Linked DNA regions of Homo sapiens: region 1 is linked to region 2. A link is a contact called in ENCODE Hi-C or POLR2A ChIA-PET data. All regions are on one chromosome and are shown on one strand. Each heading gives the region's core, a stretch centred on a gene start or an enhancer-like site at or near the end of the contact. The rest is flanking DNA. Distances are from core to core; before and after follow the strand shown. Region 1 overlaps ROR1 (receptor tyrosine kinase like orphan receptor 1). Region 2 overlaps ROR1 (receptor tyrosine kinase like orphan receptor 1).

The links. A loop is a pair of places that touch in the nucleus more often than their neighbours do. ChIA-PET counts read pairs that join two places held with the same protein, here RNA polymerase II (POLR2A). Pooled maps may share reads with other maps.
Region 1: a map of aorta shows a loop between it and region 2 (2.5-fold over the local background). The contact joins two enhancer-like sites. A Hi-C loop is called at or near these places in 2 of 168 maps with a recorded cell type or tissue (aorta and posterior vena cava) and 4 of 50 pooled maps. POLR2A ChIA-PET finds 5 or more read pairs at or near these places in 1 of 52 experiments (BJ).

Annotation. Positions count from the first base shown.
Region 1 is chr1:63,964,855-63,971,317 of GRCh38, forward strand. All of the region lies in intron 1 of ROR1 (receptor tyrosine kinase like orphan receptor 1), which reads left to right. Among named protein-coding and RNA genes, the nearest start is that of ROR1-AS1, 140 kb to the right of the region's middle. Within about 2 kb of position 3,902, at least 7 of the 41 ENCODE cell types and tissues checked have a DNase peak (open chromatin) inside an H3K27ac peak, as active enhancers do.
Region 2 is chr1:64,130,614-64,137,060 of GRCh38, forward strand. The region is part of intron 4 of ROR1 (receptor tyrosine kinase like orphan receptor 1); the gene reads left to right. Among named protein-coding and RNA genes, the nearest start is that of ROR1-AS1, 22 kb to the left of the region's middle. Within about 2 kb of position 2,563, at least 2 of the 41 ENCODE cell types and tissues checked have a DNase peak (open chromatin) inside an H3K27ac peak, as active enhancers do.

The DNA.
Region 1 (6,463 bases), core at 2,652-5,151, 160 kb before region 2:
TGACCTGAAGCTTCAGCAACTTTTTGAGAACTGAGGATGAGTTTCTAAGCTGGGCCTTAAGATGCTTCGCAGTTGAAAACCTAGGCAAGGGATGTGCTAAGAGTTTGCTTAGGTGTGAAGTCTGTGTTCAACTTTCCTTATGGCCTTATCTCTCAACAGGTACAAGGAAATAAAAAGAAAGTTCTAGTATTATGATTGTTTGTTGAACACTTTTAAATATGGCATGCACTTTACATACTATCATTTCATTCTAAGAACTCCATGAAGTATCATCATCTGTATTTTACAGATGAAAAAACTGAGATTCAGAGAAGTTAAGAAATTTGCCCAACGTTAACACAGCTGGTAAATGGCAGAGCTCAAATCCAGCTCTATATGACTCCAAAGCTCCACACTAAACTGGCCCGCCTTCTTTGGTTACTTTAGATGTGTGTATTTACAATCCATCCTCATTGAGGCTGGACCAGAAGAGTGAGACCACCTTGCTTCTCGGCACTTGCTCATGGCAAAAGTTGCCAGTACTAACTGGTTACTACGATGAAGAGTGTTGTCGTTGGAAACTTTAGTAATAGTGTTTCTGCATTTAACATCTCCCCAGACATTACATTTGCTTAGGAAAAAAACCAACTTGTTAAACCTGTCTTAGCAAACTGACCACAATTTGTAATATTTTCTTTAAAGGAAGAAAAATTAAACCCTGAGTTTCCAAAATCCCATAAAGACAGTGGAAGGGCTCTTTCCACCAGGGACTTGCGTAGTTGCATGTTGTTGCCTCCGAGAATTGAAAGTGTTTAAAGCATTATTTTATTCTATTGTGCTGTTATCACCTCAATCAGTATAATTCTACACTTTTATTTCCTGGTCTAGGGACTCAGTTTTGATGAGATTTATTGCTTTAAAGAGGATAGCCCTTTTTTGGAGACTATTTAGTTTCAGATTAGTTGACAAAGTAACGAACAAGCTTGGGGTGATCTTGAACTAAATAAACGTCATGGGAGGCAGTGGTGCTATCAATGAATACCGCAAGGACTGTGGAGTCAGGTAAACCTGGCTCCTCTATTCACTAACTGTGTGATCTTATACAAGTCACTAAACCTCTCTAAGCCTCAGTTTATTCCCCTTTAAAGTGGGGATAGGACTGTTACTGATAGTAACCCCTTGTAGGATTGTTATGAGGATTAAATCCGATGTTAGAGCTTGGGTGTAGTGCCTGACACAGGGCAAATGCTGAACACCTGCCACTCATGGTTCGTTATCATTCTTATCTTTATGTTCTATCATGTAATTTCGCCAATGTGGTTAAAACCAGTTAGTTCCCTCGGAAGTTGTCAAACAAGGAGACAGGCATAATATGCTCAGCAATTGGAGATGCCGCTCTCTTGGTTCAGTTACTCAGAGCTGTCAAAGCGACAGTCGGAATCCCCTTCCTGGAGTGTTGGCTGTGCCTCCTGGGTCTCCCGCGTGGATTCCTCACAGATGGCAGGGCACATCCCAGCTCGGCATGTCGACATAGTCACCACCATGGCTTTTAATGAGAACCATTCATTGTAGATGGACGCTTTTGAGTTTTGTACAGAGATAAACAGATGGCAAGGTTTGTATAATTTCCTGCTGGGTAATCTGGTACTAGAAGTATGATCTATCTGGAAACTACAAAGTGTTACCTAGTCTAAGGTGAGTTTTTACAACAGAAGTTAAGGAAAGGCTGAATGGGTCTCTTATGGAATTATGCCCAAATGTTTTACCCTCAACTCTCATTCAGGCTGTTAAGTACAGTTCTGTCCCATCTCAACTAAGCAGTCTTAACTTAGAGCTTCCTGTTTCTTTGTTTTGTCTTTTTGTAATTACTTTTTCTGTTTGTTTGGCTGCCTCTGAAAATACTGTTTCAGGGCAGTCAAGTTTTAGCTTTCCTTTCAACTGAGGGAACTGGCATTGCATATGGTGAGGCTCATCTTCTTTACTGGAAAATGACCAAGCATTGAACCAATCGCTTGAAAAGCTCTTACTTCAGATCAATTTCCTGTACCAAATGATATCACCTTACTAGGAGGCCTTCACTCTTGTTTTTCAATGACCCTTATTTCCTCTGCTTATATGCTTGCATTCTACTTTGGTTAGGTGCTGCCTCATCAGACTGGACTCTTAAACTCAATCAAATTTAGTTATTTGAGCCCACCAGGTTTGGGATTTTCTAAAATTAGTTCTTAAGGGGACTTGATATGATTTAGGAGAAGCTCAAATGAAAGGAATTACTGTAAGTAAAAGATTTAGAATGGTGCTTGGCACATAATAAGCACTCAATAAATGCTAGCAATTGTGGTGGTTGTTATTATTCCATCATTTTATGCAACTTGTTGGATAGATTCTGTATCCAATTGTGGGAATAAGTATAAGAATTTTTCATTCCTTCTGGAGAAATGACATCATGAGAACCCAGACTGAGAAAAAACATTCCTGCATACAAGGTGAAGGGTGACATATTAAAGATACTATCCTATAACATAAAAAAAATACACAGTTTCCTTTACTGGCTCCTCTTACTTTTTTAAATTTGGAAATGGATTCTCGCTATGATGCTCAGGCTGGCCTTTGAACTCCTAGGCTCCATCGATCCTCCTGCCTCAGTCTCCTGAGTAGCTGGGACTACAGGTGCATGCCACCACCCCTGGCCTCCACTCATCTTAGGAGTTCTCCTCCTCTATCCCTACCACCATCATCAACCCTGTTGGGTTCACCTCTATTTCCAGCATCGAATACAGTACCTGGCATTTAGAAGATGTTCCGTTGGCACTGAACTGCTCTAAAGTGACCTGCCCCAGTCCTAATTCTGCCATGTACTATTTGTGTGACTTTATCACTAAAGTCAGTGATAAAATCAGAGTTTGCCCTCAGGGCCCCAGCTTCCTCAATCATAGAATTGGAGGGGGAGCTTGGACTCTAGGATCTCCTGAGTTCCTCCTGGCTCTGAAACTTGATGTCACCTTGGGGCATTTGGGTTTCTGTTGACTGGTGGTGTGCTGGAACACTTTATGCATAAACATTCATGTGAGGATGAAGTATAGTTTTACACATGTTTTTTATCCTGGAAAGTGAAATTAGTTTGGGAAGTTCTTCTTACAATAGATACACAAATTCCTTCTTACATTTTGTTTCCTTTAAGGCCTATGGAAACTGGTGGGGTTGTCTGTGTGCATATGCCTGTGCATACTTCTGCATCTGTTTATAATTTACAGATAGATGGTAAGAATTTTTTCTGTCAGATCCAAGAATGTTAAATAGTTGTATCCGAAGCTAGTCATCCACTTTTAGGAATATGTTCTAGCGAAATAGCCTGGAATGTAGATAACGATTTATGGATAAAGTGACTATAACAATTTTATTTACAGTACTGACAAGCAGAATACAAAATAAAATGCTCAGCAATAGGAGAATGATTATATAAACTTGATAAGAATATTTATACTAAAGAGCCATATACAAAGATATTTTGTTCCACCTCAGCTATTTAGAACAGTAGATATAAAAAGTAGAGGAAATAACCCCAAATGATAATGGTTATTACTGGATAGTGGATCATGAAATATTTTTATTCTCTTATTAACACTTCTCTTTCTGTTTTTTTTTACAATGAGTATTATTTTTCGTATGAGAAAAATTATATTTAAAAGTTCAAACCTCATCTGAAATATAGACAATCCTGGTAATAAACACCAAAAATGTCAATGCAGGTTTCTTCACTGCGTGGGAAATACCTTGACAGAAAACAGTGAGATGGATCAAACTATTCTGCCCCCGAGTTTATTGTATACACCCACTAGTTTCATGCTTGGCATCAGGACCTTCTTTGAAAGGTCCTAACTATAGCATCTGTTGGACTGTCTGGCTGGGCTCCATGTCCATGGCACTACGGTTAAAGGCGGAAAGAGAAGGTCACCCTGTAAACTTTTCTGCCAATGACCACAGCAGCACAGCCAGCATATGTCTAAATGTGCAGGAATTTGTTCAACACAGAGTTCAATGTTTATAGAAGGGAGTGCAGACCCAGGAAATAATAAAATGAATGAATTTAATTTCCCACTAAGTGTTTTGTGATGGAGAGCATTAAATAGGAGCTTCCTTGGAATGCTATTAATGCAGCAAACCCTCAGTATCACTTTACTCCAAATCCTGGATTCTCTAAGCCTGCAGGGGGGTGTGGGAGAAGAAATCCTATCTGAAATCATCCAGACTACTGTAGTTATGCCAGTTTCTGATTGTGTGACCTTGGACAGTTTACTCATTCACTCACAAAATATTTACTGAGTTGCTGCTTTTTGTGCCAGGTGCTGGGAATAAAAGAATGAAGAAGATGGAAGACTTGCTGTCATAAAGATTAATGCCCATTGGGGTTGGAAGGAGATGCAGACAAGATATTTCACTTCGTTGCAACTCTTGTTTTCTTTGTCTTTTCCTTGAATTCTTTGGTTCTTCCCAGTTTGGTCTCAGGCCTTCTCTCACATTGTGCAATCTCACTTGAGAGTTTCAGGCTCTCCTGTCCTTGCAGATACTGCTTACTGAGGAAGGATTGGCCATCTATAAGTCTAGGCTGGGGTGCCCTCCTGAGCTATGGACTCATAGCACTGGTAGTCAGCTGGATAGTTCCCCTTGGCAGTCTAACAACTGTGTATAAGTTGGCTTGTTCAAAACTGAGTTTGGTGTCATCTCCACTTCTCTTCCCTGCAAACTGGCTTCTCCTGTGTTTCCTGTCCCCATGAATGGCCCCATTGTCCATCCAGTGTCCGAGCCAGAAATCTCCGCTCTTCCATGTGTTTTCCACCCCTCCATGTGTGATGAACCGTCCAGTTCTGTGGATTCCCCCTCCCGTGTTGATCTCATTCATTTCAGTCCCCTTCTTTTTAATCTAACCACTACCTCTCTTGAGGTTTCCCTGCCACCTGTCTTTCTCCCTTTCACATTCCAGACAGATGAATCTGTCTCCTTGTAACTCTGATCACATGACTCCTCTGCACAGTGCCTCCTGCCTGGCTGCCCACTGCCCTTTCTCTTTAATATGGCACTCCTGAGTTCTCCAGTCTAATTACCTGCCCTCTTTTTCCTCAAATCTTAAGACTTTAGTCATAAATCATTACTTTCTTTTATCCATATCATACTCATTTTACCTTATGACCTTTATATCTTCATGCATGCTGTTACCTCTGTTTAGAATGTTCTCTCCCTTGCGTCTTCCTCCCCCACTCCTTCCCTCATTTATCTGAACCACCCCATTTCATTCTTTAGATATTGAATCAGACACTACTTCCTCCAGGAAATCTTTATCGAATTCCCAAGTCTAGGTTGGACACCTCTACTTCCTGTTGCCATAGACCCTGTACCTCCTCCATCATCACCATTAAGACACTGCTTGGTCTCCTTGCTATCACCAGAAGACCATGGGCTTGGTGAGGGCAGAGGCCACCACTTTTTGTGTTTCTAGAATCTAGCCCAGTAATATGTAATTGTAGGTACTTAATAAATATTGATTAAAAGATAAATTTTTGTTTCTCCGGATGACATTAGTCTGGACATAAAAGTAAGGTTACACAGTAATAATAATAACACACCAATTGTTTTGTTCTCTTGGTCCTTCCTTGGACCAAACTCTGGTTATAACTCTTGCTTCCTTTAGGAAGCTCTTCAACCTCTCTGGCAAACTCACATTGTGTAGTTCATGCCACTGAACCCTAAGATCAACCGCACTTAAAAAAATACATTGGTATAAAAGGAATCATACATGGGCTGCTGTCTAAGATTCTGATTAGAAAGGAGAAAAATGCCTAAGTAAGAATAATAGTTAACATTCACTGACAGCGTCTTCTGCCAGGCGCCTTCTAACTACTTTACATGAATTATTTTGATCCTCCCAACAACGCTATGAGCAAAGTATAATTATTTCCATTGTACAGATGAGAAAGCTGAGATCCAGAGAAGTTAAGCAACCAGCTTCAGGGCACAGAGCAGAAGTGGTGGAACCAATGCAGGCAGTCTGATTCCATGGTCACCACCCTTGCTGCCTCCCTCTATGAACTCTAAAAAATCTTTAGCTCTAACCTTCTATGTTTCTCTGGTTGTCAAAAGCAAAAGCGAGCCTGGCTAATAAGGCATTTGCAATTGCAGGGCTTCCTCTCACTCAGACAGTATCCCTGGTTGCTGGAGGACCCAGCCAGTACAGATGGGGGTCAGTCCCCTCTAAGCCCTCTGTGATCACATCCTTATTTCCTAGATAGATGTTCATGCTGTTCATGAGAGACAGTATAGCACAGTGGCTAAAAAGTGGACTCTGAATTCTGACTACCTGAGAGCAAACCACAACCCTTTCACTCATTAGGTATATGACCTTGGGCAAATTATTTAAACCCCTTAGGCCTCACTTTCCTCATTTATACAAGGAGGATATTAATAATATTACTTAACCCATAAGCTATTA
Region 2 (6,447 bases), core at 1,313-3,812:
TTAGCAGTTAACTAAGGTTGCTTCCAGGCTTGAAGTCTCCTCCAGAAGAGGAAGGAGGTAGGTTGGAATAGGAGGTAACTTTTCAGACCACCTCCAATTATAATCTGTTCTTAAAGTTTCTATGTCTCTGATCTTCTGTCTACATTGGAATAATTCTGCATCTTTTACTTGGATCCTTAATTTTATAATGTAGCCCCATTTTTATTAAAAGCCAGGGCTAATTTTACCTTGAGAGATCTGTTTGCCCCTCCCAAGGGAGAAGAACGCTGCCTCTGAAGTGGGAAGCTTCACACTCAGCTCGAGGTTACTAGAGCCATTATGTGGCCATGCTTTTAACCAGATCTGCTAATAGGTGGCCCGATTCACAAGTTTTAAAAAGGGATGTTTTCCATTTATTCATGGCCATGATGGTCTTTTGGGAAAGCATTAGTAAGTTGTGTTTGCTTGGGTAAAGAGAAATTGCTATCCATATGACAGAAAATAACTCCCACTTTAATAAACTGCTCACTGAGCAAACCTATGGACCGTCCATCTCTTTGAGCTGTGTGATGACTTTCCTTCAAGGGTTTTAGGGGCAGCCATCTTGATGTGATTTCCTCTCCATGGCTCAAAACAGGGTGTATGAAAGGGGCTGGGGGGATAAATTCAGAGGTCAGAGGTGTTGGGCTATTTATTTCACTGCTCTCTGTCCCTATGAGGCTGCCATGCTGTGGGATTGCCAAGTCACTGTCCCCGGCATTCCATTTGAAGAGCCATGAGAATCAGAACAAAAGAACCTGCTGATACTGAGTAAACTGCTCATGCTTATATCAGTTTAGTCTGCTTGGAAGTGACTTACAAAGCTACCCCCACGACCTCCCCCACCTTGAGGCCTGAATTTGCAACCATTGGCCCTCTCCCAAGGTCCCTCTACCTTGGCCCTTGTGTAAATGATATTTTTTTTTTAATTAAGGTGGAATTCACATAACATAGAGTTCACCATTTTATTTTATTATTTATTTTGTTATCGTTATGTTTTAAAGAGATGGTCTTGCTCTGTCACCCAGGCTGGAGTGCAGTGATGTGATCATGGCTAACTACAGCCTCAAACTCCTGGACTCAAGCAATCCTCCTGCCTCAGCCCCCTGAATAGATAGGACTACATGTGTGTGCCACCATGCCCTGCTAATTTTTTCATTTTTAATTTTGTAGACACAGAGTCTCACTATGTTGTCCGGGCTGGTCTTGAACTCCAGGCCTCAAGCAATCCTCCCAACCTTGATCTCCTAAAGTGCGGGGATTATAGGCATGAGCCACTGCACCCAGCCAGAATTAACCATATTAAAATGAATAAGTCAATAGTAGTTAGTATATTCATAATGTTGTATAACCGCCACATCTGTCTACTTCCAAAACATTTTCATCATCCCAAAATAAAATTCCTTGCCCGCTAAGCAGTTACTTCTTATTCCTCCCTGTCCCCAGCCCCTAGCAACCACCGATCTGCTTTTCTCTAAAGACTTACCTATTTTAAATATTTCATATAAATGGGATCATACAATATGTGCCCTTTTTGTTCAGCTTATTTCACTTAGCATGTTTTTGAGGCTCTCCCACATCGTAACCTGTTTCAGTACCTCATTCATTTTTCATGGCTGAATAATATAGTCTATTGTATGTATCTACCACCTTTTGTCTATCCATTCATCTGTTGATGAACACCTGAGTTGTTCCCACCTTTGGACTATTGTGAATAGTGCTGCTCTGCACATTTGTGTACAAGTGTGTGTTTGAGTACCTGTTTTCAATTCTTTGGTTTAAGTGAGATTTTACAGTCAGGAAAGTCCCTCTGCATCCATTCTCTTCTCATTAAGAAGAGGTAGGAGACCCGGCGTGGTGGCTCACACCTGTAATCCTAGCACTTTGGGAAGCCAAGGCAGGTGGATCATCTGAGGTCAGGAGTTCAAGACCAGCCTGGCCAACATGGTGAAACCCTGTCTCTACTAAAAATACAAAAATTAGCCAGGCATGGTAGCACACGCCTCTAATCCCAGCTACTCAGGAGGCTGAGGAAGGAGAATCGCTTGAACCCAGGAGGTGGAGGTTTCAGTGAGCTGAGATCGCGCCACTGCACTCCAGCCTGCGCAATGGGAGCGAGACTCCATCTCAAAAAAAAAAAAAAAAAAAAAAAAGAGAGAGAGATAGGCATTTTAACTGAAATTATCCCCAAAAAGAATATTTTAGGACCAAATTTGTCAGTACCGATCGGTTCAGCTATGTCTGCCCATGCCCTGTATATTCTGATGAGGAAGAAAATCGCTTCCAATTAGAGGATACTCCTGGTATGGAGAAGGGTCCACTTTGGTGGGCTACCCTGGGATAGTCTCCTCATCTCTTCTAGTTCTATTGGCCTGTCAGTGGTAAGGTGGGCGCTAAACAGATAAAATAGTATATGAAACTGGAAATCTGTGGAATGGTTTGATGAAAGTACTGGGAATGGGTGGGGTTAGTGAGTGACTAACTTTCCAGGGAAGGTAGGGGCATTTGGGTCTGAAAGATGAGAACATTCACAAGGAGAACGAGGGGGTGGAGGGCATGCCAGCCCTAAGGATGAGCATGGGTCAAGCCATGTCCGCATCGAAGTGCATCCTGTGGTTTGAGACTAGCAAGATCATCCACATGACTAATACCATCAGGCTTGTAGGCTTGTCTGGCAGGGAAGGAAGCTGGAAAAACTGGCAAGAACTAGATTATGAAGTCTCTGCAGAACAGCATTTCCTTTCCTTGCTCTGCAGTGGTTCCTAGATGGGCACTCCTTTTGCTGCCGCACTGTTCCACGATCCCTCTTAGCACTCTTCAAATATCCTTCATAAGCTCCTTGCCCTGGAGAAGGAGGAGACCCTGGAGGTGGATTACAGACCACATTTGCGTTTCCCAATCCCATGGCAGAGAATATGGCAGGTTGTAGAGGCTGGCAACATGGTAACTCAATTACCTTTATGAGAAACATGAGCTCCCATCACAAAGCACCCCTGCACCTTGACATCATGGTGAGGCAGCGGCGCACGCTGGTGCCAGCCACTGTGATGAATGGCCAAATTCCATTTGCCCTTTCACAATGCACTTTTCTTCTCCATTGAATGCAGCCTTGGGCACGCTCACTGCAAGTGCCCTTGCACTTTTGCTACCTTGCCACTTGCTTCATGTTTTTAATTTGCTGAGCATGGAGTAAGGCAGGAAGACATCAATGATGAAAGAAGTGTGAGCTGGAAAAAAGCATAAAGCTGATTAATGCTGGAGGAGCATTTGTTCCCCTCCAGCCAAAGCCAGTGGGGAAAAATGGAAAAGAAAGAAATGTGTTTTTGACTTTATGTTTAAAAGAAAACCTTTTACCACCCAGAATGCACCAAAGCTTCTCCACAGCAGAAAGCCCCTCTAAGCAGTGCAAAAACTCCATTGCCAAGCCACTTGGAAAGAAGTTATAGAGTGTGGTTAGAAACACTATTTAGAGCAAATCTAGCTCTTCTACTTGCTGCGTAACTTTGGATAAGTTCTCTATGCTTTCTGAGTCTCACTTTTCTCATCTGTAGAACAGGAATAATTACATCTTTACCTTTTTTTATAAGATTGTTGTTGGGATAAAATGACTTAGTATCTGTTTTGTAAGTATATAAAACTTAGCAGTATCTGATACAGAATCAAGACTCGTTATAAGGTCTCTTTCTCGAGTAGGCTGATTTAACTAAGAGTAGTATTGAAACGCAGAACATAGTTACAGATCTAACAACATGGGATAGTGGCCTCATCTTGAGTTTCAGTTTAAATCCTAGCTCCACCACAGACTGACTTTGTGAATTTGAGCAAGTTACTTAACTTCTCTGAATTTGAGTTTCTCTCTCGTAAAATAAGGATAATAGCTCATCAGGGGCTGCTTTGAAGAAAGCACCTAACACAGTACCCAGCCCAGAGCAGCAGACACTTAATACATGTTTGGTTTTTTTCAGTGTTGTGGTTCTCAACCACATTCAAATCACCTGATAGGTTTCTTTAAGCATAGATACCTAAGCCTCATCCCCAGAGACTATGATTTAATAGGTCTAAGGTGGGGCCTGGGCATTCGTATTTCCTAAAGCTTCTCAAGGAGATTCTTTCATTCTTTTTTTTTTTTTTTTTTGAGATGGAGTCTCACTCTGTCACCCAGGCTGGAGTGAAGTGGCATGATCTTGGCTCACTGCAACCTCCACCTCCTGGGTTCAAGTGATTCTCCTACCTCAGCCCCCTGACTAGCTGGGATTACAGGCACCTGCCACCACACCCAACTAATTTTTGTATTTTTAGTAGAGATGGGGTTTCACCATGTTGACTAGGCTGGTCTTGAACTCCTGACCTCAGATGATCCACCCGTCTCGGCCTCCCAGTGTGCTGCCAAGGCGATTCTCATAAGGAGCCAAGACAGAACCACTCCCCAGCAGATAACAGTACATACTGGTTTTGGGGTTTTTTTGTGTTCTTTTTTAAAAAATCTGTCTCCCAGGAGACTGAACAGGATAGTAGGAATTCTGGGAATAGTCAAAAATTTAATACACCTGCAGTTCTAAGCCTTTGATAAGAAATGTGCAGCCAAGGAATTGCATTCCATTTTATTCTGAAAAAAAGTATTCAAAGAGTCTTTTTAAGAGTCTTGAACTGGAAAGGTGGTAAGAAGTTTAGCCTAAGCCTCACACATAAAATATGGGAACTCCCAGTAGGTTGGGGATTTATATCTGGGGGTAATTCCAGGGTTTTGTCCTCCCAAGAGATATAAATTGAAGCCTTGAGAGTTTAATGTGGGGGAGAAAGAAGTGTTCTCATAATGACACCTTAAAAATCCAGGGCTCTGCTAATGCCTAGGGATAGAAAAGCATCATCTGTAATAGCAGGGGGGTGGCATGGGGGTGTATTCTGGTCTCTGTACTTAGGTTTCCAAGATCCAAGTGTGGGTCATCAAGAACCTTCTTTCTCCCCATAGGTTTATGGTATTAGTTACCCAATAAAAGTTGGGTTAATTTTACAACCCAAGTAAAATTTAAGCCAAAAAGGCTTCAGCATTACTCTAGGATTTATGAAAGTAAACATGTGGAGTGCTTGCAGGATTGTGCAACAGTAAAATTTCAATGTCTTTATGTCAGGTATATGATATATTCATTTGTATGTGTATTTAAAGGTTAAGTTTTTAAGAGCTTTGCAACACAAACTATTTTCAGTACTAAACTGAAGATACTTCCCCCACTTTCACCTTTAAAATGATTCTTTTAATGAATGGGAGTAGAGAGAAGCAGAAAATTAGTGTCCTATCAGGTGATTTTTCCACTTGGTTTGCTCCTATACTTTGACTTTCTAGACTCCTACGCTAGACCTTCAAGCTGGGAAGTGAGCACCACAGCACTAACCGCAGTGCCTCTTACGATGTGGGAGCTTAGTAAATAACTGTCTTTTAAATAAATGTCCCTTTGGTCATTGTAAATACTTTAAGAATAGCCATATATTATCTCTACAATTTAAAAAAGCTTTTACATTATCTGATGGGATCATAATGACTTTCCCATGTAGGGCAGAGAAGTCAGTTACTGTGTCCAACTTGTAGATGAGAAAATTGTGGCTCAGAGGGCTCAGACAGCTTGCCTAAGGATGCCCAAATGTTAAACTCAGGAAGAGAATTTTGTTCTCCTGACTTTGCTCTGAGGGATTTTTACTTAGAAGAAACCAAAGGGGAAAAACGGTGTATTTTTTTTTTTTTTTTTGAGATGATATATTGAGGAGGAGCATCCAGGGTTGAAGTCAACTTATACACGTGGCAGGCAGACTTTGGTTTGGCTATGGTCTGCCTTTGAGAAACAGCTGGATGTTCTGCACTCGAGGGATCTTGTGCTCATCGTAGGCCCTCGTGGGAGATGGTAGCCTCTGCCCTTTCAGGTTGAGCCTGCCATCTTGGGTCTTCATCTCCAGCCTTAGATCTCCAGTCCTTTTACCTGGCACATGAATCATGTCATTTCTGGTGTCCCTCTGTCTTCAAGATGAAATCTATTACCCCTCCTTATAAAAAAAGTCTTATAATTTTGAGGCCGCAAAATTTTAATAAGACTATTTTTTTAAATTGTAGAGAAGCATGAAAGCAAACTTTCCATGGACATTTTCTCTAGATTTCCTTGGATTTAGTGACTCAATTCAAACTCTCCAGACTATGGTTTGCCCTGGTCCTCTTTGGGCAGGGTAGAGATAATGGAGGTTCAGCAGTGAAGAGTCACCTAACTGGGCTACCCTCGGGTTTCTTTCCAGCTGCACCCAGCTTCTCACCCCATGGATCCCCCTAATTGACGTGTCAGTTGGAGTGGATCTGTTCGCCCACGCCTTTGTAGCAAATGAAGCAGAAATAATCTGTGCTTAAAAAACAAAAAACTGTAGAACATGTGCCCAGATTTCCAACTCATT